2 separate regions of the Homo sapiens genome follow, and region 1 is linked to region 2. A link is a contact called in ENCODE Hi-C or POLR2A ChIA-PET data. All regions are on one chromosome and are shown on one strand. Each heading gives the region's core, a stretch centred on a gene start or an enhancer-like site at or near the end of the contact. The rest is flanking DNA. Distances are from core to core; before and after follow the strand shown. Region 1 holds the start of TNR (tenascin R). Region 2 overlaps TNR (tenascin R).

The links. Hi-C counts contacts between places; a loop is a spot of excess contacts on that map. ChIA-PET counts read pairs that join two places held with the same protein, here RNA polymerase II (POLR2A). Pooled maps may share reads with other maps.
Region 1: a pooled map shows a loop between it and region 2 (2.3-fold over the local background). The contact joins the promoter of TNR here to the enhancer-like site in region 2. A Hi-C loop is called at or near these places in 2 of 168 maps with a recorded cell type or tissue (Caco-2 and posterior cingulate gyrus) and 3 of 50 pooled maps. POLR2A ChIA-PET finds 5 or more read pairs at or near these places in 1 of 52 experiments (OCI-LY7).

Annotation. Positions count from the first base shown.
Region 1 is chr1:175,739,800-175,746,907 of GRCh38, reverse strand. It overlaps TNR (tenascin R), which reads left to right and starts at 3,313. Exons shown (of 23, transcript NM_003285.3): 1 at 3,313-3,682.
Region 2 is chr1:175,671,862-175,678,111 of GRCh38, reverse strand. All of the region lies in intron 1 of TNR (tenascin R), which reads left to right. Among named protein-coding and RNA genes, the nearest start is that of TNR, 69 kb to the left of the region's middle. Within about 2 kb of position 4,516, at least 3 of the 41 ENCODE cell types and tissues checked have a DNase peak (open chromatin) inside an H3K27ac peak, as active enhancers do; they include OCI-LY7, where a contact is called at or near this core.

The sequences.
Region 1 (7,108 bases), core at 2,064-4,563, 70 kb before region 2:
GTAACTGATCCAAAGAACAAGTAACTGATCTCAGTCCCAATATCATCTTCAACTACATATTTGGTTATTGTTATGAGCCAATCAGTAAGTATTTTCAGGCTATTTTCTGGGTATCAAGCACTTCAGCTACAAGGACTAAAGAAGAAATATAAAACTTGATCCAGAGGTCAAGGAAATAGGGTTGAGATTCTGCCCTCAGTCTTCTTTGTTTTCTCTCCTGTTGGTGGTCTCCATCCAGCAACTATTATGTCCATGTAAATGGGCTCCAGATCTAAATCACCAATCCAGATCTCTCATCTGAGCTCCAGAACTCCAGCCACTGCCAGGACAGCTCTATTATAGTATATAAGCTCACTCTCCCAAAGCCTGACATATCCAAAATCAAATTCATCCATCAATCTCACTTCTCTTCTACTCTTCCCAAACCCATCCATATTCCAAAGCTTCACATCTTTCTGTCTACAATGATCTTCTTTCTACTCTCCCTCTAATCAGTGTCTCACTATTCATTAAGAAAACTCGGATCTCATGTTTCTATTTATAAAATGTCTAGGTGCAATGGAGCAGTCTCCTGAACCTACATTCTTTACGGTCCAGATGAATGGCCACTTCCCAGGTGAAGTCTCCCATAACCCCTCCTAGGCAGAAGGACCTTTCCTTCCTCTGGGCTCCCAGAGCACTTAATCTGAAACCTTCTTTTAGCCGTTTCTACATTCATCTTCATTTCAAATCCAAGTCTCTGATGTCTCCGTACTTCTGAAATATTCCTACTTCCCAATACATTTAATAATTGTACATCCACCAGAAAAAAAATACTAGCACCCTAAATTTCCCCTTTTTTTGAACTGACTAGTGCCTTTTTTATGGGTTTCTCATCTAATAGTAACAGATCATACTTCCAGCTTCCTGGTAGATGCTACACCCTCACTCGGTTATGTTAGCTTCTATGTTATTGAAACACTCTATTAAATGGTGTGGGCACTTCTAAGTGATGAGAGAAGATATCATCATGCTTCACAAAGGGGATGACTTTAGAGTCAAATAGATGTGCATTTGATTTGGGTTCTATACTTATTAGATGTGTGAACTTGAGCAAGCCACTTAACTTTTATGAGCCTCAGATTCCCCATTTGTCAGTGGAAGGGTAATACTTTCTTTGAAAGTTTCCTACTATGCTCTTTCCCCTTTCCCTCCTCCATGAGTTTGCACATGCTATGCCTTCAGCTTAATTCTCTCACCCACTTTTTGCTGGGAAGACTTCTGATTATTCAGGCCTCAGCTTAGATGCTGCATACCTTAGGAATTCCCCTAGCCCTCAAAGATCAAGTTAGTTGTGTTTTCCATGTGCTCACTGCCCAAATTCTTGGCACTTAGTCCTTGAATTGTAATCATTTGTGTCTTGCTCTTTCTTTCCCCCTTTGAGGAACTGGTAACTCTGTTGAGGACAGGGACCATGATTTGTTAATTGTCACCTACCATCTTTGTCCTACTTCATCCACTTTTCACCCAAAAAAAAAAAAAAAGCCAGAAAAAGTAAGCCACCTCAGCTAAGGAATTCATAATTCTGAGATTCTGAAGAAAATGTCAATTTCTCACTGAGCGTTTATTACCTGAATGCATTACAACGTTTCAGCTCTTCAAATTGCTGGCTCCGTTCTTGCACTGTGTTAGGCAGTGGGCAATAATTTGCTTTTGGTACAGAAATTGAGTGATGTGTCTTCTGAACTGATGTTAAAACCCAATAGTTTCCAATTTTATAAGATTTAAAGCCAGTTTTGTATATGTGAAACTACCCAAATCACCAAGAGAATTAATTTTCTTAGGAGATTCTCATCGGTAATAGCAATTTCCACAGTTTGTTTGGCACCCCTAGTGGTAAATATTTTATTTTAAAAACTCAGCCACATATAAATTTATTGTAACAATCTAGGCACTTTGTCATAAATAAAAGCAATGATAACTGTGGTGCTATCTTCTATTTACTTCAAATGTCACTCCTGAAGTGTACATTTATAGAACATGGTAATTCAATGAGGAAGCTCCAGGGTCAGATGGCTCAGGTTCCATTACCATCCCTGACACTCACTAGTTGTGTGATCTTTGGAAAGTTATTTCATTCCTCTGTTACTCAGTTCCCAGTCTATAGAGTAGCAATAATAGCCTCTGCATTATAGAGTTATTGTATGGCTTAAATGAGCTAATACATGTAAGGGCTTATAACAGTGCCTAGCACCTGGTATAAACACTCTATAAATGTTAGCTATTGTTATTTGCCAGGAGTGAATCAAATATAAGAAGAGTGTTTGTATAAGATTACCTTTAAATTCCCTGCCAATCCTGAGGTTCTATGTTTCTATATCATTCCAGTCCCTTAGCATTCCTATTCAGTAGGGAGGGGGCAGCATTATCCACATTTTACAAACAGTAAAATTGAGCCATAGAGAAGCAAAATGTCCAGTAAGCAAGTGGCAGTCTGAAACCAGGACTCAGATTTTTAGATGTAAGTATTAGGACTCTTTCCGGGAGGCTGTGTGGCTGTACATTTAAAAGAGAATGTTAGATATCCCTTATGAGCCTATGAGCAGTGACCCCTTGATGCCCCTTCTCTGCCAAGGTTCTCCATAAATGTGCATCAAGGTCACTTCTGTCTCTACTTCTGAGATGATCTCAGGCCATATCTTTTCAGATATTTTTCTTACTAGCTTTACAAAAAAGCTATATTGTGGAGTTGGATGAAGGGCCAGCTCCCTGTATCCTCTGCCTCTTTAGGCATTCCCATGCCTGGGTTGTGCTACGTATACACATACTTCACCTGGCTGCAGACGCTGACTTTTTGGAGGGTTCCTTCTGCTGAGCCCGGACCTCAAACCACTTGAGAACCCCACAACTGACCTTATTCCAAAACATTCTATCCCAACCCATTCCACCCTGGATTTCTCCTTCAATCATGGGCAAAGGATCTGCAAAAGCTTCCATCCTCTCCCTTTCTCTTCTTATCTGGGTTGGTCAGAGGGAAGCCTCTATCTTCTTCAGGACCCTGCCTATGCAGAGGCAGCTCCAAGAGTTGGGTGCGGGGAGTATTTCTGTGCCTGAATCTGGACTGTTCAAGAGGATTTAGGATGCTTTTCTTTTCTGTCCACTAGGGGGCTGCTTGTAGGGGGATGGAAAAAACGGAGGCTTAAAAAAATCATGCTGCTGAAATTTCAGCAAGAGGGGAAAAGAGAGAGCGCGTGAGAGAGAGAGAGAGAGAGAGAGAGAGAGAGAGAGAGAGAGAGAGACAGCAAAGCAGTCCCAGGCTTCCTCCTCTCTTTCACGTCAGAGGCAGGAACCGACTGTGCTAAGGCTGTTGGCTCAACACCCAGAGGAGACGGGCAGACCCAGGGAGAGTGAGAGAAGGGGGTCCTCTCTGACCCAAGGAATTACCACTAGTGGAGTGAAGCCACCTGACTTTTTGATCTTATTTTGGTTGCCTCCTCATTCTCCTTCCACCCGTAGCCCTGACAGCTTGGGTTTCATTTCTTTCGTGGAGCCTTGTCTCTTCCTCCCAGAATAGGAGGAAGGGAAGAGAAGGGAAAGAGGAGGGCTCTCTAGGTGAGCGCATCAGCTGGCTCCAGCCTGAGCAAGCAAGAATTTTCTTCCCAGGAAGCTCCTCTCGCTCCCCGGCCGCCCACCCCCAGCCTGGGTAAGTCCAGAGCACTCGCTCCTTTGATTTTCTGGCTAACGTGATTTCAGCACCAAGGAGAGCTATGAGATGCATTTTGGTTCCTGTGTATCTGTGTGTTCTGCAAGGCATTTGGCACTAGGGTTACATCTATTTCTCTGCTGCCAGTAGAGTCGGGTTCTGCGTAGGGAAAAGAAAGGCGCAAAACTATGTTTACCGAATTAAAGGGGGATTGGACTCTGGCCTTGCGGGTGTGTGTGTGTGTGTGTGTGTGTGTGTGTGTACTGTTGCATAAGACAGGTGAGGTCTGAGCTAAATTGCGGGTGGTTTCTGCGTGTCTCCATGTAAGGCTGTTCTTTTTGTCTGTAGATAAGCGAGATGGTTTGGGGAATTAGTCGTGCACCTTCTTTAACTCTCTCCCGACAAGCCATCCATGGTGGGAAAGAGTTGCAAAGGAAGCCTGGGGGGTTGGGAGTGGAGGTAGAGTTAAAAGTTACGCACCTCTGAGAGAGCTTTAAAGAGGTGCTTTGTAAAATGTCAGTTTCCTAGTATTCTCTGGGCTCTTGCTGTGGAGAGAGCCCAACCTGACCTTTTACTTTCTCTTCTGGTGTGAACCCATGGTAAGTGGGCAGGTGCAACAGGTGAAGCTCAGGCTGGGGCGGCTTTGGGGGGTTGAGGTCCCTTCTGACTTCATGGTGGTAGGAAAGTGCTAGTGTCTTGAGCTTTGCAGAGACTGGCTGGTGTGGGTTATATTACATTTGCAAGGAGGCAGGAGGTACCCTCCACTTTTATGCCATCTTTGGCTATGGGTGGTTGGAAAGAAGACAAAGTCTGTTCTGCCCTGTTTTCTGGGGCATTTGGCAGTGAAAAACAACTAAGAATAAAGGTTTGTCTCTATATGTCTAGGGTGAGCAGAAACAAAATTAGACTTGTCCCAGACTCAGGAGGGCTTGAAGTGGTACTCTGTTCTCCTCCAGCACTGAGAGGCTCTGCAAACAGGAGCTCATTATTACTTCTTTCTTCACTGCTGCTACTTTTTGCAAGGTATTACTCTGTCTCTCCTGCTTTCTGCCTCTCTGAAGTATGTTCAGTCAATTCCCTGCATCTGCTTTGGTATTGTCTTGGAGACACTATAGGCCTGCCCCTGCCCCATTCAGTCCTGGCCACACCTACCTGGTTGAGTCATTCAACAAGTGGTGTTGAGGATTTCCTTCAATCATTCAAGTCTCCGTGGAGCCAGCATCCTACAGGGAACTTGAAAGAGATGTGGCTTCTTGTAGGAGCAAGTCTTCCCTTGATTTAACCCCTAACTGTTTATGGTTCTGGTCACTTTCTTCAAGTGTGTTGAGACAGGGGAGATACATAGGCAAGGTGGGGTGGTTTCACTCTTTCCAACCCCAAATGGACCCTAGAATGGTGATTCTTTGTCTTATTTTTAATTCAGCACAATGGGCCCCTTCTCCAAGATGAAGAAAATACTCTCTGCCTCTGGCTGGGGAGCCTTCTGGGTGAGAGACACAGTTCTGAGTGAAATGGCACCACTTTTCTTTTTTACTATGCTTGGCATTGGATCCAGAAATCTTAGCATCTCCCTAGAGTGGCAGGAAGTAGAATGCATCCAGGAAGACAGTGAAGTCAGAGGTTGTAAGGGTAGGGAAGAAAGACTGAAATAGACAAATGCAGAGCATCAGAAACCAACACTGACTCATTCAGTATTTTAACATTCCAAACCTCCTGTCCTTGAAATCTTCCAGTTTGAACAAGTGAGTGGATAGATTTCTGCATGACACATCACTGAGGATTTTTAAAAAATTATGCCCTTGCAGTGGACCCTGTCCAAAACCACAGTTTATTACTGAAGTCACCATACTTAGTAGTCATTATCTCATTAATGCCCTTAAATTTTCTCTGAAAAAAAAGTGCTCAGTGACATTATTGGACCCATTTTATAAATGGAGAGACACAGACGCTTAAAGTGGGAAGCCAGAGGATAGCGAAAGCAGAAATAGAACTTCTAGCCTGCTAATATTCCCTCACCTAGGAAATGCAGTAATGCTCATGTGCAGGAGAGAAGGAATGGATTGCTCCCCATTGGATAGACTTGCAGCCAAAGCCTTTTAGGGAACTCAGTGTGGAGCAATGGCCTCTCTCTGGTGAAGAATGAGAATCAGCCAGAAGTCTCAAGGTGCTGCTGGCCTTTACTTCTCAGCTAAGAAGATGGCCAAGAGCCAGGTAAAGAGCTCTCTGGGCTTACTGCAAAGAGAGAACCCTGGGCTGGTGGCATCTAGGCTGAACTGATGTCGTGCACCTGATTGTCACATCACCATGCCCCAGAAATCCCAGCTGAAGCCACCCTATCTGGGGCATGTTGCCATGGATGTCTTGGCTTTGGGTGTTTGGTGACTGTTCTCTCTAAGAACGTTTTTCTGGGACCACCTTCATTGAGTCCTCTGTGGCTCTGAATGTGGCAAGGATGACTAAGGAGCAGGAGAGGGCTGGGCTCTGACCACCTATAGAACCACTAGAAGAGGAGTGGGAAACTGGATACAAACTCACTTTACATATAATGCCACTTCTGCAGCATTCCTGGCCATCATATCTGGCCAGCAATCTGGAGACAAAGCCACTAAGTTCTCATGCCCAACCCCCCTTCACTGTGTAGGGGAGACTGCTGGGCTGCCACCCAGGACTGGGGAGATGAGCAGTGGTGGGGAAAGATGGAAGGAGGAGGTCAGCTGTTCTGCCCTATTCTCCATGGCCATAGGTTGCCATCTTTTACCTGGAAAGCGCCATTATTACTTTTTTTTTGTTGAAAAAAATGACATATAATTTGTATATAATAAAATGCACTGATCTTAAGTATTCAGATTAAGTTTTGACAATTGTGTACACTTGTATACCCCAAAAAAGATGTATAAAAGTTCCCTGTGCTTCTTTCCAATTTCTCCCTCTCCCAACACCATCACTTTCTGACTTGTGTTTGTGCATATGTGGTATCACCATAGCTTATGCTGCTACATTTTGCAGCAGAAATGTATTGCTGAATGTATTACTTAATAGATGTGGTATGTAAACCCTAGACTTTCAAGGGAACACCTCAGAGTTCTGAGGCTATTGTTACTGGGTAAGTAGCAAAGATGTGGGAGGGGTACATTCTGCTCCCCAGCCTTGAGGTCATGGTGTTAGAAAGTCAAGTGGTCATTTCAACCGCATTTATAGAAACCAACAATCAAATGTGAACAGAAACTGTGGAAGCTCCTGCAGGCAACTGCCTCAGAGCTGACCTGAGTTATTTGATGGAGTTCATAGAGATGATTTTGAAATTTTTATTAAAAACTTAGAATTCAGTATTCCAAGTTGGTGGTTGGTCATGTCTCCCCATCTGGGCTCCAGGAGAGTGAGCTGAGGAAAGAGTACCTATGTGAGCTTAGTAAAGAAAGAAAGAGG
Region 2 (6,250 bases), core at 3,267-5,766:
AAAGAATTGCTATGATATAACCCAATCACAGGTGCCACAAACTCTTAAGTCTTATAATTGATGCCCATTAGGAACAGCTTTTTCTTTATGATTGTCTAGAACAGAATGAACATTTGACAGTGCCTAATGCACTTCTCGGTGGGAAAGCACTCATTCCTGCTGGCACTTACTCCTAGCCCCCTGGCTTCTCTTTCCTCTCTCTGTCATTCTTGATCTTCCTTCTTCTCTACTTAATAAAAACACCTTTCATTTCGGTAGCCCTTTGCCGTTTTCAAACCTCTTTCCTGTCTATTATTTAGAATCCAGCGAGGTGTGCAGAGATTTTTAATTCCCAGTTAATAGATGAAGTTCAAAATGTGTACTGCCTTGGCTAAGGTCACTGCACCAGGAAGTGGTAAACACGGCTTTGTTCTAGCCTGAGCCTGCCATTGCCACAACTCTGCCTCTCCTTGTACCTTCTCTCCATCTTCTTCTCCTCCCTGCCTGTCTTGGCTTTTCCTCCTGGGAAAGAGTTGTTACGGAAGCAATTGCTAAGAGGTTTTCTAATGCAGAGAAAGGCCTGCAATGTTGTCGATGTTGTTGTGAAAGGGTCTCTGCTTTGGTGCCCAGCCCTGGGAGGGAGTGATGTGCTCTGATGGGAGAGTCCCTCGTGAGGATGACTTCTCCCTCCTGTGGCTACTTCCAGAAAGCAAAGTCACAAAATAACAGAGGATCACTTTGCCTCCACCAACCAAAGAGAGACAGCAGTGCCCAGGAGCAGAAACACTAGGAGGCAATGGAGGGAAATCTAAGAAAGTTGCTTAGAGGCCAAAGGGGAGGTAGAGGTAGAAGAAGACACCCAGGAAATCCTCACTGAATGCACTCTGGTTACAACTATTGACATACTCCCCTCAGTTTTGCATGCCAGCACAGCATGCCATCTGGCAGTTAAGGAACAGCAGTGCAGTTATGTTCCAGTTATATGCCAGCCCTTCTTTCTTCAGCCTCTCTTAATACTTCTTGCCAATGAACAGTAGCCCAGCAAGGGAGAAGTAGAAAAAGCATTCCCCTGGGATTGCATACACTTAACCCCAAATCCTATCTCGGCTACTTCTTTTCTGAGTGGGCTCAGGTGTGACTGGTCACTTACCCTCTGAGCCCCAGTCCTCTCACCTGGAAAATGGGAACAATGCTTGCCTCCTCCCAGTGTCGCAGGAGGGTTAAGTGAGGTCCTGTGTAGAGGAGCTAGCTCTTGTTTGAGATCGAGGAGTCCTGGGTTCTTCTTGTAGCTCCACTTCTAACTAGCTCTGTGTGCAGGAGAGTCCCGTGGTTCTTTGTGGCATTTGTATTCAAGAGTTCCATATATGTGAAAGCTTCTGAGAATAGTAAATGCCCATACCAACGTAAGGAATAATTATCGACTAGGAGTAGACAAGTGTAGAAGGAAGGGAGAAATAGGATTTTTTCCCTTTCTGGCTGCTTTTCCTCTTTTCTAGCATTTTTGGTTGTTGCTGGTGAGTCTTCTGGCCTTTCCAGCTGTGATCCTCATCCCCAATCTCTTTTCAGTCCTATTGGGAGACTTGTCCTTTGTTTCAGTTCCAATGAGAGTTCTGCCAGCTGTCCCAACTCTGCACACACAGCCAGGTCTGCATGGCCTGCTCCGCTTGCTGGTCTCAACACTCACCAGGTTAGCTGGGAGGTGCCCTGGCCTTTCTCTGGAGGGACAGTTAAAGTGAGGGCTTCAGTTGGCTCGGAGCTGAGTATGGAGGTGGTGAGGTGCACGCTGGGGAAAGAGCCCTCTTGCCCTCCAGAAACTGATGTTCAAGGGGTTTGGCTTTTCCCTTTTCTGAGATAAAAGGTAGCTCAATTCCACCCACCTGCCTCTCAGGTTTGCCTTGGGGATTAATGCAGACAACTGGTAGCTGAGCTCTGGTGAGATATCAAGTGCCTGGAAACTGTTAAATCGCAGCTTTCTTGCCCTAATCTTATCACCTGCCATTAAAGATCAGAATATGAAAGCTGTACATTTGTAAAGCTCAGTGCAGTGCCTGCACTGTGCTGCAACACAGAGAAACTCAAAATAGTTCTTCTTCCCCAGCAGTTACTATGGCACCATGCATATTATGGATTAATATTTCCCCCCACCACTCCCTTTGAAAGGTAACCCTGACACTGAGCCCTCCCTTTCACATCCTCCCCACAATCAGGTGTGATGTTGACAGAATCCAGTGTTTCCAGGGCATCTTTCATTGCCTAGAGTCACAGAACACCAGCCCAGCGTCCTCCCAGAAGCCCCCTCCCCACCCCTGTACATGGAGCTACCTGCCAGAATGAAAGTGACAGCTGTCTAATAGCTATGCCCCATCCCACCCAGAAAGCAGACACTTAGACCTCAGGGGGAGAGTGGGAGGTTCCTGCTTAGGTAGCAGCAAGGCTAAGGAAGAGATAAACTTTTCTCGTAGACAGAAGGGGTCCTATGTTCAGGTCATGTACCTATGAAGGATGTGCAGATATGCCCCATGTGCATTACTCTGCTGGTAACTCCATCTGTGTGTACACCTTACATGCTTCTGCATGCATTTCTGCTGTGTGGAACCACCATGATACCTGCATGCTTGAAGTGTACAGCATACACTTATGGAGCATGTATACACTGCACACTCACACAATGCGATTGTGTGTGCATGCACCTGTGTGGTTAAGGGGAGTCATGAATGCAATATTTGTGTTCACACTGCTGTCTGCCATGACAGTGGGGTTCCACAAAGGGTTACGGGGCCCACTGGCTCTGGGTTGGCAGTGCCAAGCCGTGCTACCCTCTGTGAGGCAGGTTCAGTAACGAGGCTTGTAATACTCAGCCGTTATCCATAGAGCTTTAGAGGATCCACAAAGCCCGTTCATTCAGGCATTGCTAACAAGCCAGCGGCGACAAGCCGATATGCACAATGGGACAGAGTGAGAAGCTAAGAGAGGTCCTTGTCTGCCTGGCTGCTCTGCAACTTGCCAACATTTTGCTCCTGTCTTGCAAACTTAATGCAATCTTTCTACATTATATGTCAGAGTCCCCACCTCACCCTGAACAAAAAATAAGCTCAATAGTCATTTTGCAACTCCAGCCACCCCCATCTCCCCAAATCCTGCTCCCCCTTCTCCTGGCTTTTCCTTCTTTTTTTCTGCACTCCCACTAAATTAGATTAGTCACATTCTTAATTAGCTGTGCGGGTAAGAGCTCTATTAGGTATTAAATGTTTGTCACAATCCAATTAAAAAATCCATCACAGCAGGACAGGTTTTCTGAAGTCCAGCAGATTGATGCTGGGGGGCCTGGTCCTCTCCTCTCTGTCAAGGGATGCATAAGAGGAGCAGGACTGAGAAGGCAGAGGGAACCTGGGGAGGAACTACCCAGGGAGGCCACCTGGCCTGGCGCTAGGACATTGCTGTTTGAGCCTGGAGGAGTCAGGCTACTGTAGGGTGAACAAGCGTCTAGATGGCCCAGGACTGTCTCAGTTTAGCAAAGGGGTTGGTTGGCCACCCTGGTCTCCAACATACTGCTCCCCCTAACCCCACAGAGTGATGTAGTAAGGCCAGTATGGGGCATGTGTGCTGTGTGTGCACATTCATGTGCACATGTGCATGTAGTGAAGTGAGATGGGCTGCAGGGTAGAGAAGGGCAAGATTGACAGCTTAAGCCTGGTGGGAGGCTTTTCAGCTCAAATATAAAGAATGGACTTTGATGGAGTTGGGTTGTGGTTTCCAGGGGTCCAGCTCCACGCCAGAGCTGCCATTCAGAGCTATGTCTTTCTGTTCCATTTTAAACAGAATTGCTCAGGAGGGGAGCTATCTCATGGTAAAAAGAAAAGAAAATGAGCATTCATCCCTGCATCCCCAGCCTTTCTTTCTACACTTCCTTGGCCCTTTTCCCTTTTCCTTTAACTTTTCCCCAGGTAGGACTCCTCCCTTTGCATCTCCTCCCTGGTCAAGCTGGGCACACACAGGCCCTGTTTAATGGGCACCTGGTTTTAGACCCTCACTCCCCCAGTTCCCTGCACCACCATATCCTTCTCCCTTGTTTCCTCTTTGCCACCAGGATGGGGAAGAGTTGAGGCACACAGCACTATTATTCCACAGTGCTGGGCCCTGCAGTGAGAGGGTGAAGGGGAAGTTTAGGCATCAGTGCCTCCAGCACCTCCTAGGTGGATGGCACTATGTACTTAGCCACTTCAAGTCTTCCGATGTGGTTTTTTGTTGTTTTGAGTTTCTTGTTCTTTGGGTGCATCTTTTGTGGCTCTGTCGACCGGTAATAACTATACACTGATTGCTTTTTATTATGATTGGCATGCCAAAATGCCCTGCACTCTCAGTTCTTTCTAATTCTACCCTCCCGTACCAGCAGATCTTAAAATCTGACCTTGCAAAGAAGGCTGTCTTGTTCTGTCTGGATGAGGGGAAGTGTTTACTCACTTCGATTGTGAGGCCCTGAGGGGCAGGAAGCAAGACTCATTCATCCGCACATCCTCAGCTAGCAGCATGGAGCTGAGTTCAGAGGAGGCACTTAGAAGCCTTTGTTGAAAGACTAAATGAATGAGCTCACATTTGAGACTCCCTTTTTATTCTTCCAGCACCCTACATATGCTTGCCCCTTTACTTCCACATAAAGCAAACACTTAACTGTTTATCCAGCACCTGCTCATTCCTCTGAATGCTTCTACATTCTCTATCAGAGTCATCTTGTCTGTCTTAGTTTATAAACCCCTGAAGGGCAGGATCCCTGTCTGTTTAATTGCCTCCCCATAAGGCTTGCAGCCATGCTAATTCTCGGGACAAATGAACATGCTTGGTGCTGGCTCTCCATTGTTTCATCCATTCTCTAATCATCCATTGAGTGCTTCCTCCTGGGTCAGTGCAGGCTCGGGCTTGAGAAGGACAGGAAAGAAACGTCCCATTCTGCCTTTCCCTCCAAGAGCTTGCCATTCAGGTTGAGGGGACAAGGCATTCAGAGGAACTAGTTTCTTAGTAAGCTCAAACCAGATTTTAGTAAGGGACCCAGGTGAAGGATGCAGATGCACCTGCTTTGGGAACTCTGAGACTGGTAAGGGCCCTGTGTGGCTTCAGAGGTCAGAGGATGCTGCTCAGCCTTAGCTGGAACTCAGAAGAGGCCTTGGAGCAGCGCTGTGGCAGGGCATTTCCAAGCAGAGGAATGAGCAGAGACATGCAGACTTGGAATAAGAAGTGAGTCTGTTGATTGGGGGAAAAGAGTAGTGACGAACCTAGCAGGAAGCAGCATTGCAGAAGGTACTGTAGAATTGAAAAGGGAATATGAATGCAAGCTGATGACAATGATAAATCACACCCAAGCCCTGAAGGATGCACCTGCTTCCTCCTCCTCAGCACACCTGAAACAGTGGGACCCCAGGTCTCATTTGGCTTGGGGAGTGGTTTGGAAGTTTCTCAAGTGCTGTCAGCAAAAAGAGCTGTGGGATATCCTCTTGTCTGGTTAGAATTCACCTCTGTGAATGCACAGGTTGTGGCCTGTATGTGGCTGTCTTCACTGAGAAGGCCTGCAGAAACTGCCTTTGGATGGAGAGTGAAGGCTTGTCAGTCAATGGATATTAATTTACAAAGACAGTTTATCCTCACTTAGGGAGAACAACACTTGTGATTGCCCCACCTTCTACTCACTACATTAAAAAAATAAAATCAAATGGTGGAAGTCAGCACATCTCTATTCCTACTTCAGGCCCAGTCCCTGAGTTGTCCCAGCTCATGGGCCAAAGTCAGGGTGGCAACTACAGAAGGATGCTATATCCATGAGAATCTCCTGGTTCATGTTGGCCACAGGTAGATAGGGTGGGGGAATGCAAGCTGGCTGACCAGGGGAGGCAGGGCAGGGATGGGACATTTGTTGAGTGCCTGTGCTTGACACTTCACACAAGATTTTAAATTTGGTCTTCATAATACTTCTGCAAGAAGGTTTTAATGTCCCCATTTTACTAATGAGGAAATTGAGACGGAGAGATAAGTAACTTGTTCAAAGTCATTCTGCTTGTGGAGCAGCAATTTGAATCTATCCATCCATCTCTTTATTCAAATATTTATTGGGGTTCTGCTATGAGCCAACTAGTGTGTTGATGCCAAAGCCTGTGCCCTTCAGTTAAAGATTGGTATTCCTTTCCCCCTCTCCAACACACACACACACACACACACACACACACACACACACAGGTACAGCTCATAAGACTCCCTTGGATAAGGAGAGCATGTGGCAGGGCCT